2 separate regions of the Homo sapiens genome follow, and region 1 is linked to region 2. Evidence: chromatin loops called from intact Hi-C (ENCODE). Cell type or tissue: Calu3. All regions are shown on one strand. Links, peaks and the distances in the headings refer to the core of each region. The heading gives the core; the rest is flanking DNA.

Region 1 (5,345 bases), core at 1-5,000, 110 kb after region 2:
TGCTTAGCAATCCAAGTGCAGAGCTCTTTGCTCCAGGAGTGAGGAGACTGGGAGGTGAAATGGGGAAATGGAAGGGTTTGGAGGCAGAGCTGAAAACAGGGTTGGAAGGATTTCCTGAATTAGAAGACAAACGTTAGCATACCCAGTAAGGAAAATGAGTGCAGGGGCCAGGGGAACCCGTGAGGATCACTCTCAAATGAGATTAAAAACAAGGAAGCAGAGAATGGTCAGAGAATGGGATTCAGATTGGGAACTTGTGGGGATGAGAGTGACCAGGTTGAACTGGGAAGTGGAAAAAGGAGTTTGAGTCACTGGCACCTAGAAGCCTGCCCACGATTCCTAGGAAGGCTGGCAGACACCCTGGAACCCTGGGGAGCTACTGGCAAACTCTCCTGGATTGGGCCTGATTTTTTTGGTGGGAAAGGCTGCCCTGGGGATCAACTTTCCTTCTGTGTGTGGCTCAGGAGTTCTTCTGCAGAGATGGCGCTATCTTTCCTCCTCCTGTGATGTCCTGCTCCCAACCATTTGTACTCTTCATTACAAAAGAAATAAAAATATTAACGTTCACTATGCTGAAAATATTCAGGGTCAGTTTTTGCTCTCTACTCTTTCCCTTGCTGATTATTTATCCATTCATTCTGAAAATCCTGGTTAGCATTGTGGTTTGTGCCAAGCACCATGCAGACCCCAGGAATAAAATGATGACAATGACAGAGTGTGGTGGGGGAATCAGATATTTAAGACATAAAGTGCTAAATGCTTTACTTAAGATTAAACAAAGGAAGGAATCACATTTCTTGGCCTTTGAGTTCAGCCTAATCTTTTCTCAGCATCCTTCAACCTTCCTCATCCCAAGATGTCACATGAATTTTTAACCACAGGAAGTCCCTCTTTTCTTTATCCACAGCAGATTGCCTTTTTTTTTTTTTTCTGATCCATGCTGCTCTTCCCTCATCCTCTCTCCCAGTGGACCCAGAAGAAGAGCCAGCCAGGCAAAACCACAGGGATCGCGTACCTTGCCATACACCCCCTCTAGGTGGTCAAGAAGGTGACTCTCAGCCAGTGGTGATGGTATTTCCCACGGCAAGATCCCAGCATTGTGATGGGGAAGGCAGGGCTAAGGATATCTTCTCCTGCCTTAACTCCTAAAACACTTTTTCATATTAGAGCTTTGCTTTATTTCCTCCATGTCATTGTTTCTGACTCTCTGGCAATTTTAATTTATAATAAGATGCTTCGGTGTTATTTTTCACAAAGGGAGCCATTAATATTTTAGCAATTTCAGCCTGGTTCAGGATGGAAACCAGGAAATAGCCTTAGTTGGGTATGTGGAGCACAGCAGGAAAGGAGACAAGCAATGCTGATTGGCTGACTTGGCATCCATGAAGAAAGCAAATGGCTGGTGAGAGGATGGGGAGCTGGGAGGGTGCAGGGAGCATGGCTGGGGGAGGAGAGGCTGCAGCTGGGAGTAGCCAGGAGACTGCAAGAGGACATAAGTCAAGAAAAAAAACTTCTTTAAAGCAATTCAATAAATAGTGCCTGTGCCAAGTGGAATAAAAGGAGTTTCTACTAAGAAGAAAACTATTATTTGCACGTAGATAGGCCAAGGACAATGACAGAAAAGACATTGTCAACTTGGTTTGAATCTGAATAATTATACTTTATGTTATAGGTCTTTCAATAAGAACTAAGTGTCAGAGTGAATACTAAATCCCAGATCTGGTAACTGCAAGTTTTGTTCTCTGTTTTTTCATTACTCCAAACTTTCTACTAACTTGCTCCACAGTCTTGGATAAGTCACCTCTCCTTTCTAGGCCTACTGTTTAAAATGAGGACATTTATCTAGGTAACCATTGTGGTTTCTCGCAATTCTAAGAATCTCTGAACTCTATCACCTCCTGAATTGTTTATAAAGGGATTTTCTAAGGCATTTTCTTCCAGGAAAGGAGCCTGGAACTAAAGATGATAACCTAGGGCCTACCGCTGGCTCTGACAGAGGGTGGCTGTGTAAGATTAGAGAAATCCCCAAGCCCCCTTCCCCTCATCTGCCCAGTACAGGTAGGAATTCCTTTCTAAACAACTTTACAAGATGCTGGCCACATACAATGAGATAATAGAAAGAGGAGATACATGATTCCTGCCTCACAAGGCCTTCAGCCTAATGGTGAGATGAGAAGATAGATGATGACAATAACTGCAAGAAAGTTTCCTGAGGAAGCCGAGTCTATGCTTGGCCCTGAAGGACAAGTAGGACTTCTGAGGTGAGTAGAAAAGACTGTAAGCTCTGGCGTCAGACTTCCTGGACACAAATCATGGTCCTGTCACTTCCCAGCTTTATGACCTTGGCCACGTCACCTACCTTTCCTGAGACTCTATTTCCTTACCTGTAGAAATATAGTACTTACAACACAGGGTTACTGTAAGAATTAAATGAGATCACATAGTGTCTTGCATATAATAAGTACCCAATAAATGTAGTCAGAGAAGGAAAACAGTGTCAGTATATATTGGAAATAAAATTCCTTAGGTAAGCCGGATTTTAGTAAACGTCAATAATAGGAAACATTTATCAAGCAAACTTAAGTCCCACTTACATTTGCTCAGTAACTGAATCAATAAATTATCAAGTGTTTATTATATACCAACCATTTTACTAGGCACAGTTCCTGCATTCTGGAGAATTATAAACTAAAGGAGTTAGTCAAGCAAACAAACCGTGACAGTACAGTTTGATAAGTCAAGGGCAGGCGGCATTTCAATAGAAGGCGGTGAGAGGTCAGGATAGGAAAGGGGATGGTAGAATTTAAGGCAATGGAAATGATATTATGGAAGGCAAAAAATAAGGTATGCATTTGAGAAAGGTTCTCCAGGAAATACTGGCCTTACCAAGGGGGCCTGGGAGGTCCAACATACAGTCATATTGCTCTAAAGAGAGATTGGTTTCTCACATCAGTACCATAAGGCATTCCACAATTTGGTCATGTTAGTAGTAACTTATTCTATCTATCTGGAACTCAGATGGCCTGGAGAAGTTCTCTCTCCATCCTGGCCCTTCATCCATATATATGTCTTCATGCTTGATTGCTTTAACCCAAACATGAAACTCAACACTTTTGTAAGTTCCTTCAGAAAAATTCATTCTCACAAAAGCATTAGTGCTCACAAATGCTTAAACAGATCTGGGATTTAGTCCCCACAAACTCAAAAACAACAACAACAACAGATTCTGCATATTTCTGTCTTTATAAATGTTCTTGTTCACCGGGAAATCAAGGATTTCCATCTCTCTAGCTGGTCCCCCAGCTAGCTCCAAGCCTACTTGGTTCTTCTCTTATTAATCAGAGAAAATGTTTCTCAACATAGTCCATGACCAAACAGTTGTGCACATCACGGTGGCCAATAGAACAGAGATCACATAGTCAATAGCATCCACTCTCCTTTTAAAGTCTCAGTCAGTTTTAATTAAACCACTTCTGTTTAATCGAACCACATTATTAAGCAGTGCTATCTGAACCTGGTTACCATCCTGAGATCCAGAATTGGTGAGACTGGATAGGCAGAACCCTTGACAAAATGTTGCCTAGACATACTTGGGCATAGCATCCCTTTCCTACTAACTTGTTGAATCTCTGTTATTAAATGCATTCCTTTATAAAGCAAGAATTAAAAAACACACGTACCTTAAAATTTATGGTAAGAAATAATAACATATTCATGCATATCTCAGATTTTCATATCCCACCCATATCTCAATTTTTCATAGAATGAAATATTTCTAAAAAGTCAAAACCAACCAAAAATCCCTATTAATTTTAAAACCTATTCATTAGATGCCACTGTGTCTTGCTAAGCACTTGAATCTACCTTTGTGTGACCTTCTTCTTCCTCTCACACCAATGCAGGCCTATTTATCCATAAGAAGCCCAGTTATAAATGTGAATGAATGACTGTATCAGTGAAAAATGCTCAATAGAAATATTGCAAAATGCAAATTATGAATTTGCATTGTAGCATTTTTTATTCCTTTGTTCTTCTATATACTTTTCTGCCTTCCCCAACTTATAAAAATAATTATCATTGATTGTATTTATAATCAAAAAAGAAAAGTAATTTTAATCTTATAAAACAAAAAAAGTCACCGGCTTCCAGGCAGTTCAGTCCTAGGACAATGTTTCAGCTGAAAGGTGACCATATGGTTACTTCATGGAAAGAAAGAGATTATGAAGCCAGGCCCTTTCATCTAACCGGCCGCCTAATGGGTTATAATTTAATATGCAGAATTACCTGCTCTTTCCAAGGTCTCTAACCATCCCCAGAGACAATGGAACAGATGTGCAGCCTGTCATAAGGCCAATGTGAAACTAACATTTACAGCAGAAGCTGGAAATCTTCTCCCCACGTCTTCCACGCATGGAAGTCCTACTTCAGGGCCAAGTATAAATTCAGCTTCCCCAGGAAACTTCCCTTAGCCTTCCAAGACTGGGGCTCTTCACTCCCTCAGCATTCTGTGTCTTTATCTTCATGTCCCTGAGGACAGGAGTCTCATTTCCGTTTGTTCATTGGTAAATTTCCCATGCCTAGCTAAGTGTTTCACACATAATGGGCATCCAAGACATGTATTTTTAAACTAATCTGGATTTCTGGTTGGTTTCAATAGATCGATCAACACTCTAAGCAACCAAAAACTGAAAAAACACTTTGAAAATTATGAAATTCTATTAACAGGCAAGGTATTATGATGGTACTGTGGTTCTGATGGAGGTTAATACCACTCTTACTCTCTTTATTCATCATTATTGGGTAATCATTCATTTAATCCCTTTAAGAGCTATTCACTAATGATAAGTGAGTTGGAAAGTATAACATACGATCACAATGATCACTTACACATTCAGAAAGTGTATTTTACCATCCTGGGTAACATAACAATTTTGGTGTTTTTATGAACTGTGAACTGTATCAAAATCAACACGTGAGCAGCTAGCACAGTACTAGGCACTTGGCAGAAATGAGGGAAAGTCTCACTGAATAACTCCTTGGGAGACTGGGGGACCAAGAGGCAAAGGGGCTCAGGTTGGTAAAATAGTGTAAACCTGTGAAAATTTGGATGCTGTTTTTAAGTCTCATATAAGCATATGAGTTCTAGGGGTGGGGTGGGCGGGGATTTTTGTCTGATATATCCCCCGCACCTAGAATAGGGACTGACCCATGGTAGAAATTCAACAAATATTTAATGAAAAAATAAAAGTAGAGCCCTAAGACAGACCCTAATGCAGATTATGACTTCATTAACATAGACCTTATAGCCTTTTCTTTTTCTTGTTACTCCCACTGAAAGTGTACCT
Region 2 (5,389 bases), core at 102-5,101:
ACCCCAAGTGGTCAGCCTGAGACTGGAGACAGGAAGGCGTCATGTCACTTTAAAAGATTGGAAGGAGATAAATGCCACAGTCCCAACCAGCTCCCATCAAGTTCAGAATATGTCAGGCCTTTTGTAGGGCCCTGAATGATTTGCATTAGTATCCATGTCTGCCAATAGCAATATAAAAATTACCCCTCTTAGAAGCAGCGCTTTGATGTTTGCACAAGGCGTGCTCTTCTCTCCTAGGCAGGCATTCCCTTTCGTCTTCTGCTGGCCACTGGCAATCTTATGACTGCTTACACAGACATCCAGGTGCATTTCACTTGGCTGTTTCCCATCATGGGTTCCTTATATAGAACTTGCTCTCTTTTCTCATGGAGAATGTGTGTGTCTGTTTCTGTCCATATGTACCCATGTGCATTCATGCTGTTTAAAGAAAACTGCTCTAAAAGCTTGGTTGACATCCAAAGAAGGAAATAAATGATTGTGTGTTTATTTTAGACAGATGGACAACCTAGATATTGGTGATGGGATTATTGATTTCCCCTTTATGAGACAAACATACACACCAAGTCGTTGCCAAGACATCTTGTCCCTGGTCATAAGACAGTGTCTTAGTGAATAATTTATTTCGTCCATTTTAATGATTTGGGTGGTTAAATGGTAGAAATGACCTGCTGAACAGAAAATCAGCCAATAGCATCTTCAAAGACCATAAAAGTGAACTGTCATAGATGGTTTGGCTCACTGGTAAAGCAACTAAAGCTCTTCTATGAATGTTCTTAAAGAGAAAGAACCAACCAGGTTATAAACCAGGGTCTTCTTGAATGTGAAGGATAGTAAATGTTGCTTTAAGCAAGTCCCTGCACTATTACCAGGTTTTAACAAAGCAAAGCACATCCTACCTCTTACTACCTGCCATGATATTTGTAATAGTACAAATGAGATATAGGCCTGAAACACATTGCCATTTTAGCAATGACCACTTGTTTTCTATCCCAATAGAATATTTCAAGAAGTTATTACTATTGACAATTTAAATGTTAATAGAATTTTAGTTCAAAGTAATTGACTTTTAAAAAATTTTTAGGTTTCACTTATTCATCCAATAAGCATTTACTGAAGGCCTTCTAGGTATTTCATAGGGGACAAAACCCAGTCTCTATTCTTAAACAGCACTATTGTTATTAAATACAGGTTGATAAGCACTGCCATTCAGGGGGTCCTGGGTGCTAAGGGAGAATGCAGGAGGGCGAAAGGGACACCTAACCCAGTCCAGGCATTGAGAGAAAGCATTTAGAGGGAAGTGAGGTTTAATCTAAGAAAATAGACTAAGTGGGAATTAGCTATAAGAAGAGGATATGTAGAAGACAGTCTGAAAAGGGTAACACGACTTGCAAAGGCCCAGAGACTCAATCTGAGTCCAGAAAGTAAGCAGGTAAGGTTGGATTGTAAAATGAAAATGAACCAGTTAGAGTGGAGAAAGACGAAGCTACTGTGATAAGAAGACTGGGTGATGGAGGATCTTAGAAACAATGTTAGAGTTTGAACTTTATCCTTAGAGTAATGAAGGCATTGAAAGATTTTAAGGAAAAATAATTGTATTTTGGAAAGAGCATTCTGGTGGCCATGTAGAAAAATATCTTCTTAAACTACAGGTCATGATCCATTTGTCAGTTACGAAACCATTGCAATAAATCACAAATAGCTGGATTTTTACAAAATTAAATACATAGGATAGAAAATATCAGCATATACTGCAAAAGAGTATGGGAAATATTGTTTCATGAAGCTTTTGCTTCAGAAGTGTGTGTGTGCCCTAGATCTTGATGTGGAATTTATTTCTTCCTGTGGGTCTCAACAATAAATAAATAAAATTTGAAAGTACAGAGAATAGACTAGAGTTGAATACAAAACTCCAGCAGTTCAAAATTGTAGCCTGAAAACAGCAGTAACAGGGAAATACAACAGAATGGAGGAGTTACTCTAGAGGTAGAAAGAATGAACAGGAATTGGTGATGAAGTAAATGTGGTGAAGAGGTAGAGATCAAAGATGACTCCTAGTAGGATAAATAGGTATATGGTGATGATGCCAGCCCCTAAAAACAGGAGCACAGAGAGGGAAGCATGTTTGCTGAGGAAGATGAAGTTTCACTGCACAAATTGGCTATGGGAAGTATGTTAGTTTCTTATTGCTGCTGTTAAAAATTATCGCAAACTTTGGGGCTTAAAACAATACAAGTTTATTATCTTATAGTTCTGGAGGTTATAAGTCCAAAATAGGTCAACTGGGAATGACTTTTTTTCTTGACTAAAGCCTTTAGCCAGTTCTCAGCTTTTTCCAAATTACAATCAGAGGATCGTTCAAGAAAAAGTAAAGAGGGATTTAAAAAAATGTTTTAAGTTATAAAAATTAAACTCTACTCACTATTTTGGCACATAAGTTTATTCTGGATAGTTGGATACACTGGCATATGCAAAAATGCATTATCTCCTATTTAGTATGAGCACTGTATGCGTATTTAATTCTACACTGTTCATGTTGCAGATCTGTGAGGTTTAATTATCACATATATTCACACTACTTATCCTATTCAGAAACACTGAGAGATAAAATATATAAAGGCACTTACGTATCTGCCTTCAATTCCCTTTGAAGACTAAGAAAATGTTAAATACAATAAACATTGCTTCATAGAACTTTGATGCTTAAACAGAACTTAAGCACCATTTATTCTAATCCCTTTATCTTATGTTTGAGAAACCTGAGCCTTGCTCCAATGACTCACAGCTAATCGATGGCTGTGACGAGAGTAGAAGAGAAAAGGTTTAACTGCTTTTTCAATTCCCTTTAGTTGTTAACCAGAAATGGGCCTAAACATGGCTCCCTTCAAGTAAATAACAAAAAGAAAAAAGAAAAAATTTAAGTTAATGAAAAATTTTTTAAAGTTAAGATTTTCTCAGTATAGTTGATTTATTATTTAATGCATATTCAAGTACACTACAGAAAGCTATATGATATGGTTTGGCTCTGTGTCCCCACTCACATCTCATATTGAATTGTAATCCCCAGGTGTCAAGGGAGGAACCTGGTGGGGGGTGATTGGATTGTGGAGGTGGTTTCCCCCATGCTGGTCTTGTAATACTGAGGGAGTTCTCAGGAGATCTGATGGTTTAAAAATGACAGTTTCCCTGCTCTCTCTCCCTCTCCTGCTACTTTGTGTAGAAGGTGCTTGCTTCCCCTTCACCTTCCACCATAATTCTAAGTTTCCTGAGGTCTCTTTAGCCATGCAGAACTGTGAGCCAATTAAACCTCTTTTCTGTATAAATTACCCAGTCTCAAGCAGTTCTTTATAGCAGTGTGAGAATAGACTAATACACTATAAAACAGTTTACTACATTAATAATATGAATATATATTATGCTGAAGTTCATAATTCTAATAGTACAAATGTCCTGATTGTACATTTCCAGTTATGCACCTCCCTCCATTGCCACCAGACTATCTAAGCTATATGAAACATATAAAATATAAATCTGACCACTTATCCCCTAATTAAAATTCTTCAGTGGATTTCCATTGTCTACGCAGGTCAAAGACTATGCTCCTTCACTTAACCCCGTCCATAGCTTCAGCCTTCTCTCTTGCACTGCCTGTCTCAATCCTTATGCTCTAGCAACAAGAAGCTGGTCGTGGCTTTCATAGATCTTGTCTTTATTGCTTCTGTGCATTTGTTCCCATTCTCCTTTCTGCTTGAGATGTCCTGCCCCCTCTCCCCACCCACCATGCCCCATCACAGCCTCACTCCATTCTACAGGCTCTTGCTTGAGACTCAGCACTCAGATGGCACCTTCAGGAAGCTCTTCCTAACATGTTCCCTCTTTCCTGTCTCCTAGATTAGGTATCCTTCCTCCCTCATTCTGTATTTTTCTTTGCATAATTAGTCATTGCTTTTAAAGAGGTAATTATAAGACATTGTGTTACATGTTTACCTCACCTAACTTACTGTGGATTCCTTGACAGAAGGGCTATTTTACAGCAAGCATTAGTCCTAATATATTGTAAAAGCTTGGTATGAGCTCAATAAATGTTATTGGAATGATTAAATGATTAATGATTAAGTGAGTTAATCATACAAAGTGCACAGAACATCAGTTGGCATACAGAACAGGAAGAATGCCAAGGAGTAAATGAATAACTCTAAGATCTTCCCCAATCCTGCGTTCTTCTGACTAATGAACGCTGTACTTCAATAGGAGTCAGGTGATAAGTGGATGATCAGTAGAATGTGCCAGAGGAATTGGGAAAAATTCTGATTTGGAAAACTCTTAGGAAGAATCTTCAAGTGTGGGCATATCTTACCTTGGCCTTGCAAAGAGTTATAAGAGTGAACTGCAGAAAAATCAAAAAGTCTCACAAAATAGTTTGATGAAAGTTTTTTCAGTATGCAAGGAACATGACATAGTGTTATTGCTTCAAGGCAGCTCTCCTTCCTAAGTTCTTGGCATCCATCAAATCTTTCTTTAGTCTGTAATGGTTTTGTGCCTGGTACATCTACCAGAGGTCAAACTTCTAAATACAATGTATCCCCTTTCAATAGCATGGAGGGCCTAGAGAAACAATTTTATTTCCTTCTTGGCTGTAGTAAAAATTGCTGTTCTCTGTAGGTGGGTTGCATAGCCAATCAATCTCCTATAATAACTTGGGGAGTAGAACTAAAAATTAAACTTTTTAAAGAGAATGGTTTTCTCCTGTCCTATATCATGCCTCTACCCTTACCAGAAATGGGTGATGATAGCATTGGCAATTCAAATACTATATCTAGTTGCAGAATGATTTATGTAGGTCGCCATAGGCAAGCAGCAACTAAACCCAATTCTTTATAGTACTGATAGAATTTTTTCTGTCTTATTGTTGTTATATAGGCATACCTTGGTGATAATTGTAAGTTTGGTTTCAGACCACCTCAGTAAAATGAGTGGTGAGAGAAATTTTTCGACAAAATTTAATACTCTTTTCTTATAAAATTCTCAGCACTGTAGTAGGAGAAAAAACCTCCTAAACCTAGTAACTGGCATCTATAATAACCCTACAATGAATTCAATAACAGTAAAACACTGAATGCTTTAACTCTAGGATGAGCCACAAGGCATGGATGACTGCCATCAACCACTTGTATTCCATCTTATACTAGAAGTTCTAGTCAGTGTTTGATAAGGAAAGAAATAAATAAAATAAAAGGTGTTCAGGTTGGGGAGAAAGAAGTAAAACTGTTTTTATTTGCAGATAACATGATAGTCTACGTAGATATCTAAAGAAATCTACAAAAATATACTAGAACTAATAACTGAGTTTAAAAAGTTTGCAGGATACAAAAGTAATATACAGAAATCAATT

What was found. A loop is a pair of places that touch in the nucleus more often than their neighbours do. Peaks named below come from ENCODE experiments on the same cell type or tissue, not always from the same donor. Only the 100,000 strongest peaks of a DNase experiment are listed, where the experiment ranks them.
Region 1: it touches region 2 in a loop (3-fold over the local background); 2 of 110 quality-filtered maps call a loop at or near these places.

Annotation. Positions count from the first base shown.
Region 1 is chr1:168,690,693-168,696,037 of GRCh38, reverse strand. DPT (dermatopontin) reads left to right here. Exons shown (of 4, transcript NM_001937.5): 4 at 1-570. Among named protein-coding and RNA genes, the nearest start is that of DPT, 36 kb to the left of the region's middle. In Calu3, for the core only: no CTCF peak of the experiment used is centred there; DNase peaks (open chromatin) are centred at 2,317 and 2,767.
Region 2 is chr1:168,798,907-168,804,295 of GRCh38, reverse strand. No RefSeq gene overlaps it. Among named protein-coding and RNA genes, the nearest start is that of LINC00626, 15 kb to the right of the region's middle. In Calu3, for the core only: no CTCF peak of the experiment used is centred there; DNase peaks (open chromatin) are centred at 245 and 2,785.